Regions from separate parts of the Homo sapiens genome. Here region 1 is linked to region 2. The links are chromatin loops, found by intact Hi-C in ENCODE. Cell type or tissue: PC-9. All regions are shown on one strand. Each heading gives the region's core, and the rest is flanking DNA. Links, peaks and the distances in the headings are about the cores only. Region 1 overlaps RGMA (repulsive guidance molecule BMP co-receptor a). Region 2 overlaps FAM174B (family with sequence similarity 174 member B).

Region 1 (5,366 bases), core at 244-5,243, 400 kb after region 2:
CCCGCTGGCCTAGGGGGATCGAGTGTGCTCTCGTGTAAGAGTGTGTGCGTGCGTGTGGCGGGCACAGGGGGCCCCACGGATCGGCGAGCAGCAGTCGGCCGGGCCTTTCAGTGCATTGCGAGGGGGAAGGAGCTGACTCTGACGGTTCCCAGTGTGTCTCTGGTGGGGGTGGGGGGCTTCAGCCTGAGGGGATGTTTCACACATTCACACTGCAGGGGCGGGGCGAGGGGAGCTGCTCTCCCTCTCACACAGCTCTACTGTCAAACATCATGGCACCAGTCACCACAACCTTGTCACGTGCACTAGAAGGGGAGGGGTCCGTGCCTGAGCCCTTGGCAGCAGGCGGTCCCTGGCGTTCTGCGGGGCCATGGTGGACACGCCAGGAGATCTGCACCCCGTGGGCGGTCCCAGCCCACACATGGGGAAGCCGAGAGGACGGAGCCCGCGCCTCCCTCCACATCTACGCGTCTAGCAGAACACAGGGAGCAGGGCCAGGAGCGGGACGAGGGCGCCCAGGAGGGGCCGGGGGGCCAGGGGCAGCCCCGCAGCCGCCCTGCCTGGCAGGTCCCGAGTCCTCTCATACAGGTGCAGTTTGTCTTTGTTGGAGTGGAGCATCTTGACATCCTCCAACGCGTAGTAGGCGGCCAGTGTGAAGTTCACGTCGCCCGTGGTGAGGAGGTCGAAGACGCAGGCCTGGTAGTACAGGTCCTCCACCGGCAGCTTCTCCTTGCACTTGGCCACGGCTGTCTCGTATGGGAAGGTCTCGGGGGCTGTGGGTGCAGGGCTGGCGGCTGCCAGCCTGCGGGCACCGGTGCCCTCAGCATTGGTGTGGAAGGCCTGGAAGTCGATCTGCTGGTTGAGGGGGCAGCCCCGCAGGCAGAGGTAGAGACCCTGGCTGTCCCAGTCCTCCACAGCATTGACCACTTCCTCTGGCATGCGGACGGCAAAGGTCAGGTAGCGGCCCACCTGGCGCACCACGATGGTGGTGCCGATGTACTTGGCCTGGATCTCCACGTGCTGGCCTGACACCTTCTCAGTGATCTTCAGGCTGTTGGCCCCGTGCTTGTCCCCACCGTTCTTAGAGCCATCCACGAAGGCGGCCGGGAGCTCGTCCATCTCAGCCTGGTACACCTTCTGGTCCACACACTCCTGGAAGTTCTTGAAGATGATGGTGAGCTGCCGGGGAAAGGGGCAGAGGAGAGTGGGTGAGGCACAGTGGGAGGAGGCACAGCCCCACACTTAAGATGCTCTAGACTGAGAGGAGGGCAGGAAGGATCCCCAGGGATGCCCCAGACACTCCCTTCTCCAGGTTGGACAGATCAGTTCCACCTGCGCAGCTGTGCACTTCACATTCTTTCAATGAAAACAACTTGCCCTTTTTACTTTAAAAAGTGACTTAGAAAAATGTTAGACCACTACCCTAAGTAGAAAACTAGCTCTTTTACTATATAGGGAAGTGAACCAGAAAAATAAAAGCATAGATAATTAAAAATAAAAGGTCAAAAGCCCAGTGTGGTAGGCTGAATAATGGCTCCCAAGAAGAACATGCCCTAATCCCTGTAACTTGGGAATGTTCCCTTAGATGGCAAAAGGGACCCTGCAGATATGATTAGGTTAAGAACACTGAGATGAAGAGATTATTCTGGATTACCTGGGTGGGCCCTAGATGGAATCACAAGTATCTTTATAAGAAGGAGGCAGAGGGAGATTTGACTAACTAGGACAGAGGAGAAGGTGATGTGCTCAACAAGGCAGAGATTCGAATGATGTGGCCACAAACCAAGGGATGCTGGCAACCACCAAAAGCTGGAAATGGCAATGAATGGATTCTCCCCTGGAGTCTCCAGGACCAGCCCTGCTGATACCTTGATTTTATCCCCACGAGACATATTCCCAACTTCCGGCCTCCACAATTATAAAACATTTCTGTTGGTTTGAACCACTCAGTTTATGCTAATTTGCTACAGTGGCGATAGGAAATGAATATGGTTTGCAAACATCATCTTGCATAATGACAGTGGTACTGGAGCACAATTCCTGACAAAGGACCCAAGCAAATGTCTGAACATTACAGCAGGTGGAATGGAGGGAAATGATGCTCAAAGAAAGAATGAATAGGGCAAAATCCATGCAAGCAGGCAGAGGCAAGCAGAAGCCACTGTCCCAAGGCTGCTGAAAGGGGTCCCCAAGCTGGGTCATGGAGGAGGGGAACAGGAAAGGAGCAAGGTGCTGGTCGGTAAAAGGGAGATGGAGGTTCCAGGCTGAACGGGCAGCCTTGGCCGGGGCTGGAGCAGGGAGGCTCCTTTCTGCTGGAGCCTGTGGCCAGGGGTGAGGGGCTGGACTGAGCTGCTGGAGCAGCAGCTGGCTGGGTGGCACTGTTCTCCTGAGAGCCAGACACAGAGGCATTGGCTGCATACAGCATGCTAAGCACTGCATGTATTACTTCCAGTCTCGTGTGACACTGCAAGGGTCGGTGACATTACTCTCAATTTTCCGGATGAGAAAATGTAGGCTCAGAGAGAGGCAGTAACTTGCCTAAGGTCACACAGCCAGCAAGAGGCAGAGCTGGGATTAGACTCTGCGTTTCCAGACTCTGGGCTCTCTTGGCCACAAGCCCATAGGGTGGGAGGCCTGAGAGGAGGAGGGCCGGTGGCCAGGGGAGCAGGTGAGTTTCCTCTGCCGTCCGCGTCCTGGGTGGCGTCTGGCTGTTCTTTCCTCCCTAACCCTAAGCAGGTTTCTGGGTTGGAAACAGAGAAACTGGGAGAGAAAAAACCACCCCTTCTTCCACTCCTTTCCCAGGTGTCAGCTGTTTTGCCATGGGAGCTCTGGGTGCCTTGGTCCCCCTGGACCAAGGGCAGCTGGAACCTGGACTCCCAGCCTGAAGCCACGAAGGGAGGTGGGGCAAAGGGGACAAGGTGGCACCCAGGCCTTTTGGGACCTCCTGCTAAAATCCCACCTTTATCTGCTGCACTACCCTCTCCCAGGCCCGGCAACTACCCCCACCACTAAGCCCCAACCCCTCACCCCTCTGTAGGTCAGGGCTCATCCCTCCCCACCCAGGAGAGGGTGTGGCCAGCTAGCTGGCTGGCTGACAGAGCTCCCAGGGGATCCCACCCCAACCTGGCCTCAGAGGGTCTGCAGGCTGAAGGGGTCTGAGCAAGGGGGAGCTGCTGATGACATGCACAGCCGTTCTCTGCCTGGGCACTTGGGGGAGGCATGAGGACTGCCTGCCGGCTCTCTGGGTAGAGGGCAATGCCGCCGCGTGCCAAGGGAGTTTCTGGCCTAACAGCAGATGTGTGGCGAGGGCACAGTGCGAGGTGCTAGAAAGCAACAGGAAATAACAAGCTGCTCTGATGGGGAAGGGCAGGCAGGGAAACCACAGAAGGACCTCAGCTCAGGCAGGAGAGTCGCAGGAAGGTGGAAGGTGGGGTCTGGCCAGGAATGCAGCATGAGGCCATCCTGTTCTCTGGGGCCCGGAGGCCAGGGGTGCAGCAGAGTGGCCTGTTTGGGGCGGGCTGGCCCAGGGTCATGGCCTCAGGACCAGGTGCTAAGAGGCCTGAGGCCTGGAAAGGGGTTCCAGAACCTTCTAGGTAATACAAGCCAGTGGGGTATTCAGAGCCACTAGAGGTGCCCCTGGCCGTGTTGCTGTGGCTTTGTGGGTTCCCCATATTGGCATAAGATTTCGGGATGATGAGGTGGGGAGAACTGGTAGCCTGAGGGGTGTGGAACCCCCGGAAGAACAGAGGGAGACCCTAGGCCAAGGCTTCTGAAGAAGGAAAATGTGTTAGTCAGGCAAGGCTGGGAGGAGCTGAACGAGGGGCAGGCTGCTGGAGGACTTTACAAGAAATGGCGGTCTTCTCATGAGCCCGTTCATCTTGGGCACCCGGCGCTGTGCTTTCTGTGCCTGATGGAGGCTGCGGAGGGTCGGGGCTCTGCGGGAGTCCATGCAGCAGCACCAGGAGGACCCCAAGCGCACAGTTCCTTGAGGACCGGACTCGATTTCCTCGCATCCCTTCCTACAGGGGTCCCAGCCTGGCCGCAGGACACGGCACACTTCCCATTTGCCGTGGGATGTCAAAGGTGGCTGCGGCTGCAGCCTCTCCATCCAGCATGGAGCCCTAAGCCTCGAACCTGATGAGATTGCTGCTACTCTACCATTCCTGACCTATGGAAACGGCAACTTCATACGGTTCAGCCTCCTACTTCTTCCTTCTTTCCACCCACTGGCCAGCCCACCTCGGTGGGGAGGCCGCCTGGGGGTGCCGGAGGTGGGCCAGCCAGGGTGGTCTGGGCCGTGGGTGGTCCTGCCATGGGGGGAGGATGGGGGACTCTGGTGTCCCTGCCTGGTGTGCAGGGCCACACAGACACTGGGGGTGGGGGGGGGCGGCGTCCTGCTTTCCAAGTGCCATCAGTCTCCCTGGAACAGGAAAGGCTGGTTTCGCTCTAACCACCATCTCTCGCAGAGACAGCCTCCTGGAAGGCTGACAGGCTGCTTGACTCTTCTTGGCACCGGTGCCAGGGACTCAACCGCAAGTAACAGCATGAAGGGGGCCTGTCGAAAGCTGGCGGCTCGCTGCCAACACAGCCACGGGCGGGCTGCCGCTCCTGTCTCTGCTGCTCCCCCTTCTGAAGGGGTCCTGGCCCTTTCCACTGCACCGGGCACGAGGCAGAGCCCAGGCTGCATCAGCTACTATCTACGGAGCACCACCTCCATGCCAGGCCTGGTGCTGGGGGCTCGGGGTACACGAGGGAGAAGATCCCTATGCTTCAGGGGGTCGCAGACTAAGCAAATGAATCATGCAGAGGGACAGGCTGGCAAGTGCTATGGGGAAAACTAACCAGCGGGGAAAGGAAGGGGAAGGCGCAGGACTTGAGTTCCTGTCCTCTCCTGAGTCTCAGTTTCTTTGTCTGTAAAATGGGTATCAGCAGCACAGATGGGAAGAGGGTGATGGAGCAGGAGGCTGGGCACAGAAGGCTGTCCCACGGGGGTAAGACACTGGCTAAAATGTCCACGTAGAAAACACTAGATCTTGATCGTCCACAAGAACAGAGGGATTGGCTGATTGGCTGATACTGCCAGTATCATGAGAAACAAATAAAGGCCCCTAGTGATGCCCGGGTGTTTGGGGGCAGCTTCATGCACACACAGCTTGCACACGGAGCTTCTGCACAGGAAGGCAAATCTCATAGCTGCAAGGTCAGGGTCAGGCCAGGCAGGGGCTGGACACACTCTGGGAAGCCTGAGGAGAGGCCCTCAAGGGCAGGTGTGCAGGGACAGATGGAGTCTCTGGCTGCCTGAGAGGGGAAAGGGGAGTGGGTTCCAGTGGGTGGTAGAGTCTGGCAGGCCCAGAGGGCTCTGTTGGTGG
Region 2 (5,366 bases), core at 123-5,122:
GCTATTCACAAAAGACCACACATTGTATGGTCCCATGTATATGAAAGACCAGAAAAGGGAAATCTATACACAGAAAGAAAATTCAGAGACACATAGAGATTAACTACTATGGATTCATGGTTTCAGTCTGGAGTGATGAATGTATTCTAAAATTGATTTCAGTGATAGATGCACAACTCTGTAAATATACTAAAAACCATTGAGTTGGACACTTTATTTGTTTTTTTTTTTTAAGAGAGGTGGGGTCTGGCTATGTTGACCAGGCTGGTCCAAACTCCTGGCATCAAGCAATCCTCCCATCTTGGCCCCCAAAGTGCTAGGATTACAGGCATGAGCCACCATGCCTGGCTGGGTTGGACACTTTAAATGAGTGAATATAGTATATAAGTTATATCTCACCAAAGTCATTATAAGAAATAGGGAAGGAATGTGTGTGTGTGTGTGTGTGTGTGTGTGTGTGTATGCATGTATATATTACACTCACTTGCTTCTATATTTATAAAATCTCCCTGGAAAGATTTGACAAGAAATTGACAACACAAAGTGAAGAAAACTGTGTGGCTAAAAGGTAAGAATACTTTTTGCTATATGCTCTTTTGTTCTTTGTGAATTTTGAACCATGTGAATATATGACCTAATTTAAAACCAAGTATATAAATACAATTCAATGTAAATCATTAAAATAAATTTTGAAATGGAGTAAGTCTGTGTCAGGCTGCCCCTCTGGCAGGAGACCCTTCTCCCAGGGCCCACCCATGGCTGACTCCATGTGGCTTTGCCCGGCTATCCTGGTGACTTCAGAACCCAAACTCAGTGACTCAAACCTTTCCTCCACCTGGAGGAAATGGAAATAGTGGGCTGTTTCCATTTTTAAGCCCACTAAAGTAGTTCTGTAGCCCAAGGACCAGCGTTCTGCCAAAACCATATTACTTGTCAATGAACAGCACACGTGAACTCTGACATTTGGAAAAAGTAATCAAGAAAATGAAAATGGATCATGGGAGAGGAAGACTGAAGCACACAGGTGCCGCCAGTGTAGACAGGAGGACTAGCAGGCGACCCTGAGCCAAGCGGTCCCTCCAATGCTCTGAGGACACAGACCTGTTTCGCTTTTACCCTCTGAGCTCTACGCTGCACCTCCTCCTCAGGACATAAGAAGTAACAGAGCTTCCCCCAGAAAACCAGCTACACTTGAAGAAATGAAGAACATGACTCAGAACCCACTCTTCAGCCCTAGCCTCTGCCCCACCCTGTAAGGAAGCAGGTGTTGGAGGCCCCTGGACAATCAACAGGCTAGCCAGGGTCTCACCACCATGGCCTGCCACCAAGACACATTCCCAATAACCAGCCTACCTCCCTTTCTGCCCTGGGCACAGCCCTCTGAGCTCCACCCGACACCTTCCACCTAGAGCATTTTCGACAAGCCACTGAGAGGCAAACACCGGTGTGATAGAAATCTCATCTTACTCCACTGCAGATGGGCCACTTCAGACAAATAAGTCACATGAGGCAAAAGCATTTTCCTCTAGTGCAGCAAGAGCCTCCAGATCTCCAGCAGCCAAGCTCCAACACCATCCAGCTCCGGCAGAACCCTCCCCAACACAGAGGCTGGGGAGACCCTGGATGCACCCTCGCCTCACCCCTGTCCTAGGGCACCCCCTCCCCACCACGCTGCAGCCCCTCAGTTCCAGCACCCAGCACCCAGTCACCAGTCAAGCACCATGGCTCAACATACCAGGTCAATAACTCAAATGCCCCAAGGCCTTGTAGACAAAAGAAACCAGAGCAGCAGGACTGCTGAGACCTAAACAAGGGAACAAACAACAGTGACAAGTGGTGGACAATACTCTGTCTTCAAGTCAAAAAGGCACAAATAGCGGCACCCTGCCCAGCCTAGGTGGAGTGGCAGCCACCAAGCTCCTGCCCGGCTGCCCCGGAACAGAGGTCTTGCACTTCCATGTATCCCCACCTGTCAAAAGAAGGAGGAAATCTAGATTTTTATATAAAGGCTCCTAACTTTTAAGTGTTCTCAACTATCTTAGTTTTTAAAACACTGTGCAGATCAAAAAACAAAACAAATGTCTGTGGGCCACATTTTTCAGCCCCAGGCCATCAGTTTACCATCTCTGACTTGGTTCTCTGACCATGGTTCATTAGGTCCTACGTGCCAAGCATGAGTGATATTTAGTAACTCAGCTCAAAATCATGAGCCCAGAGAGATGTAATGATATGCACGTTCCACTAAATCCTTCCTTATCTCTGTTCACCAACAGTTCAACCATGACTAAGGAGTATTGACCATTATTTATATAATCTAGCTGCTTCCTCTACCTCCTGGGCACCATCCCATTGGGGTTAACCAAGTGTTAGCACTGTTGGTTGACCCCAGGATGGGCATGCAGCACACAGCACAGACCGTGCCCCTGGGGGCTTACGCTTCATAGAGGATCATCCAGCATGGGCCAGACAACCCTGAAGAGCTCAATGACAAGTCTTCAGGTTTTTCTTCATTACACTAAAGTGTTTAGCCTCCATCTGCTCCCCATCCTGTTTCTCTTTCCCTCTCTCAGTCCCTGAGGGATAAATCCAATGCTTACTCTTCCAAGACAAAAGCAGCACACAGTAAATCCGGCAACAGCAAATGCCCCAAGACCTGTTCCTCCAGCTCTCGGGTGTGTTTGCAAAGGGTTGGTTCTGCTTTGTTTTTATATAAGGGGCCAGGGAAGGGAAGTGAGGTTTAAAGCAGAGAAGGTAGCCCCTAGGGGCAGCCCCATGGGGTCAAGGACAGCGGCAAGATGACCCAGAGGGGCCCTTGGTGGACCCAGGGGACCTGACCACCACCTGGAAACTCTGAGGTCACAGTGCTTTGGGGCACATGTCGTAAGGGGCCCTTTCAGTACCACTTATCCCTGCCACCCAGGTAGGGGAGGGTGGGAATGTCAGTCCTCACCACCCACTCCTTCTAGGCAGATGCTCCCAATGCCCCTCCACCCAGCCCCAAGGCCCAGCTGCATGGCTGGAGTTTTCATGAGCAAGTTTCACCTGTGAGTCCTCTTCTTCCTCACCAAACCTATCCCTTTCCCTGCCTGGTCACCCCCTTCACAATGCCCCCCTTCTCTATGCCCTTCAGGACAGCCTGACACTTTCCTCTTTCTCCTCTTCATCCATTCAGGCCTCCAGTCCTCCCAAGTGGTCCTTCCAGCACCTTCCACGGGTCTCCCCAGACATCCTGCACCCCCCACACCAGCCACGTCACTATTCATGCATTCTTGGTAAATCCTTGGTACAACCTGATCTGGACCAACATTTCTAGAGAAGCCCTGTGATTACTTCACTCTTGTATTAAAATCCTCCATTTGCTCCTCTCACCCACTACAAATCTCCTAGTCCTCCAGCTGGAATTGGCTTCCAAAATCCAGCTGCAATGGGAAGGGTGAGGCGGACTCCTCCCCTTCCCCAGCTGCTCATCCTTGAGCAAGACACTTCAACAACTGAGCCTTGGTTTTCTCATCTGTGAAATGGGGATGATAAACCAAAATTGAAATTCTAAGCCCCCCAACCATCTGAATGAACCCCTCCTCTCAGCAAGGCTATTGACAGCAATTTGGAATCTCAGCAGTGCCAAAGCTAACCCGAAAAACTAATTCAGGCCATGATGGGAAGGGTGGGGGGTTGGACATACCTGATTCTACCCTCCTCCCTTTTGGATTTATTGATAGACCCTCTAAGTCTGACAAGAAACATTTACAATCTATTCTCTCCAAAGCCTGCCACCTGGAGGCTTCGCCTGCATAATAAAACCTTGGTCTCCACACCCACTTATCTTAACCCAGACATTTCTAAGTTTTAGACAATAACTTAACTCTTTCAACCAACTGCCAATCAGAAAATCTGTGAATCTACCTATGGCCTGGAAGTTATCCCCCCTTCCACTTATCCTGCCTTTCTGGACCAAACCAATGTACATCTTACATGTATTTGATATCTCATGTCTCCCTAATATGTATAAAACTAAGCTGTACCCCAACCACCTTGGGCACATGTTCTCAGGATCTCCTGAGGGCTGAGTCATGGGCCAGTGGCCACTCATATTTGGCTCAGAATAAATCTCTTTAAATATTTTACAGAGCTTGACTCTTTTTGTCGACAGGACTGACAGTGCACCACTCATAGGAGTGAGGAAAACATATAAAATGCTTATCACAGAGTCCGTTACACAGTAAGGGCTTAATAAATACTAGTTGCTATTATTGTCATCAACATCACAATTTCCAAGTGATTTCACAAACCCTACCCTCAGCAAAGCTTGCTTCACCCATCTGGTCCTGGAAGAACCTCTTCTTCCTCCCATCCTGCCAAGTCCTAATCGTCCTCCTCCTCCACCATGCCTTCCCAGACCATTCTGGTCCCTGACCCATCCTTTCTCAGTTTACCTAGCATTGCTTTTAATACATGGCTCCCCTGTGGGATTGGACGGCTCCTTATCTGCCAAGTAGAATCATTCAAGCCATAAGCCAAAAATAAAATTCTAAGCCCCCCAGCCAGTTGAAGAGACCTGGCCAAGAGGACCCCAGAGAAACCTGAAAAACTAAATTCCAGGCCTAGACAAGAAAGGAGGTCAGACACGCCACATTATACCCCTCCCTTTTGGAGTTTAGGCACAAATGACCAGCATTAATAATGAAATAGAGATCATAAGACTGGCAAAACAAGGCTCTTTGTGGCAATAAGATACCAAATTCCAACCTGATTCTGTGTAGCATCACATGACAGACAGCAGGCCCTGAAGGAAATGAAATTTTACCCAAAAATGTCTGTGACATGGTTTGAAATGGCCCTGCAAAGCCATCTTTTGTGGGAAAATTTTTGCATCTATAGAGAATCTTCATTAATGCAGCTAGGCCTTTGGTGGATCTAGGAGAGATTAACTAAAAGTCTGGCACCTTTTAAGATCTGAAAAGAGGCATTTACCATCTATTCTCTCTGAAGCCTGCTACCTGGAGGCTTCATCTACATAACAAGAACCTTGGTCTCCACAACCCCCCTTATCTTAACTCAAGCATTCCTTTCTATTGACTTCAAGTCTTCAGACAAAGCTTAACTCTTTCAAGCAACTGCCAATCAAAACCTCTTTGAATCTGCCTATGGTCTATAAGCCCCACTTCAAGAAGCCCTGCCTTTCTGGGCTGAACCAAAGTAAACCATCCATATATTGATTCATGTCTTTGCCTGTAACTTCTATCTCCCTAAAATGTATAAAACCAGGCTGAAACCTGACCACCTCGGGCCCACGTTCTCAGGACCTCTTGATATTGTTCCCCAGGTCAATATGGTCACTCATATTGGCTCACAATAAACCTCTTTAA

What was found. Hi-C counts contacts between places; a loop is a spot of excess contacts. Peaks named below come from ENCODE experiments on the same cell type or tissue, not always from the same donor. Only the 100,000 strongest peaks of a DNase experiment are listed, where the experiment ranks them.
Region 1: a loop joins it to region 2, with 8 times the contacts of the local background. A loop is called at or near these places in 1 of 110 quality-filtered maps.

Annotation. Positions count from the first base shown.
Region 1 is chr15:93,044,530-93,049,895 of GRCh38, forward strand. RGMA (repulsive guidance molecule BMP co-receptor a) reads right to left here. Exons shown (of 4, transcript NM_020211.3): 4 at 1-1,176. The coding sequence ends at 469. Among named protein-coding and RNA genes, the nearest start is that of RGMA, 42 kb to the right of the region's middle. In PC-9, for the core only: no CTCF peak of the experiment used is centred there; no DNase peak of the experiment used is centred there.
Region 2 is chr15:92,642,917-92,648,282 of GRCh38, forward strand. The region is part of intron 1 of FAM174B (family with sequence similarity 174 member B); the gene reads right to left. Among named protein-coding and RNA genes, the nearest start is that of FAM174B, 10 kb to the right of the region's middle. RefSeq lists enhancers at 708-1,488, 1,108-1,227, 1,489-2,268, 4,609-5,366. In PC-9, for the core only: no CTCF peak of the experiment used is centred there; DNase peaks (open chromatin) are centred at 1,355, 1,765, 2,255, 2,635 and 2 weaker places; H3K4me3 peaks cover 3,697 bases; H3K27ac peaks cover 5,000 bases.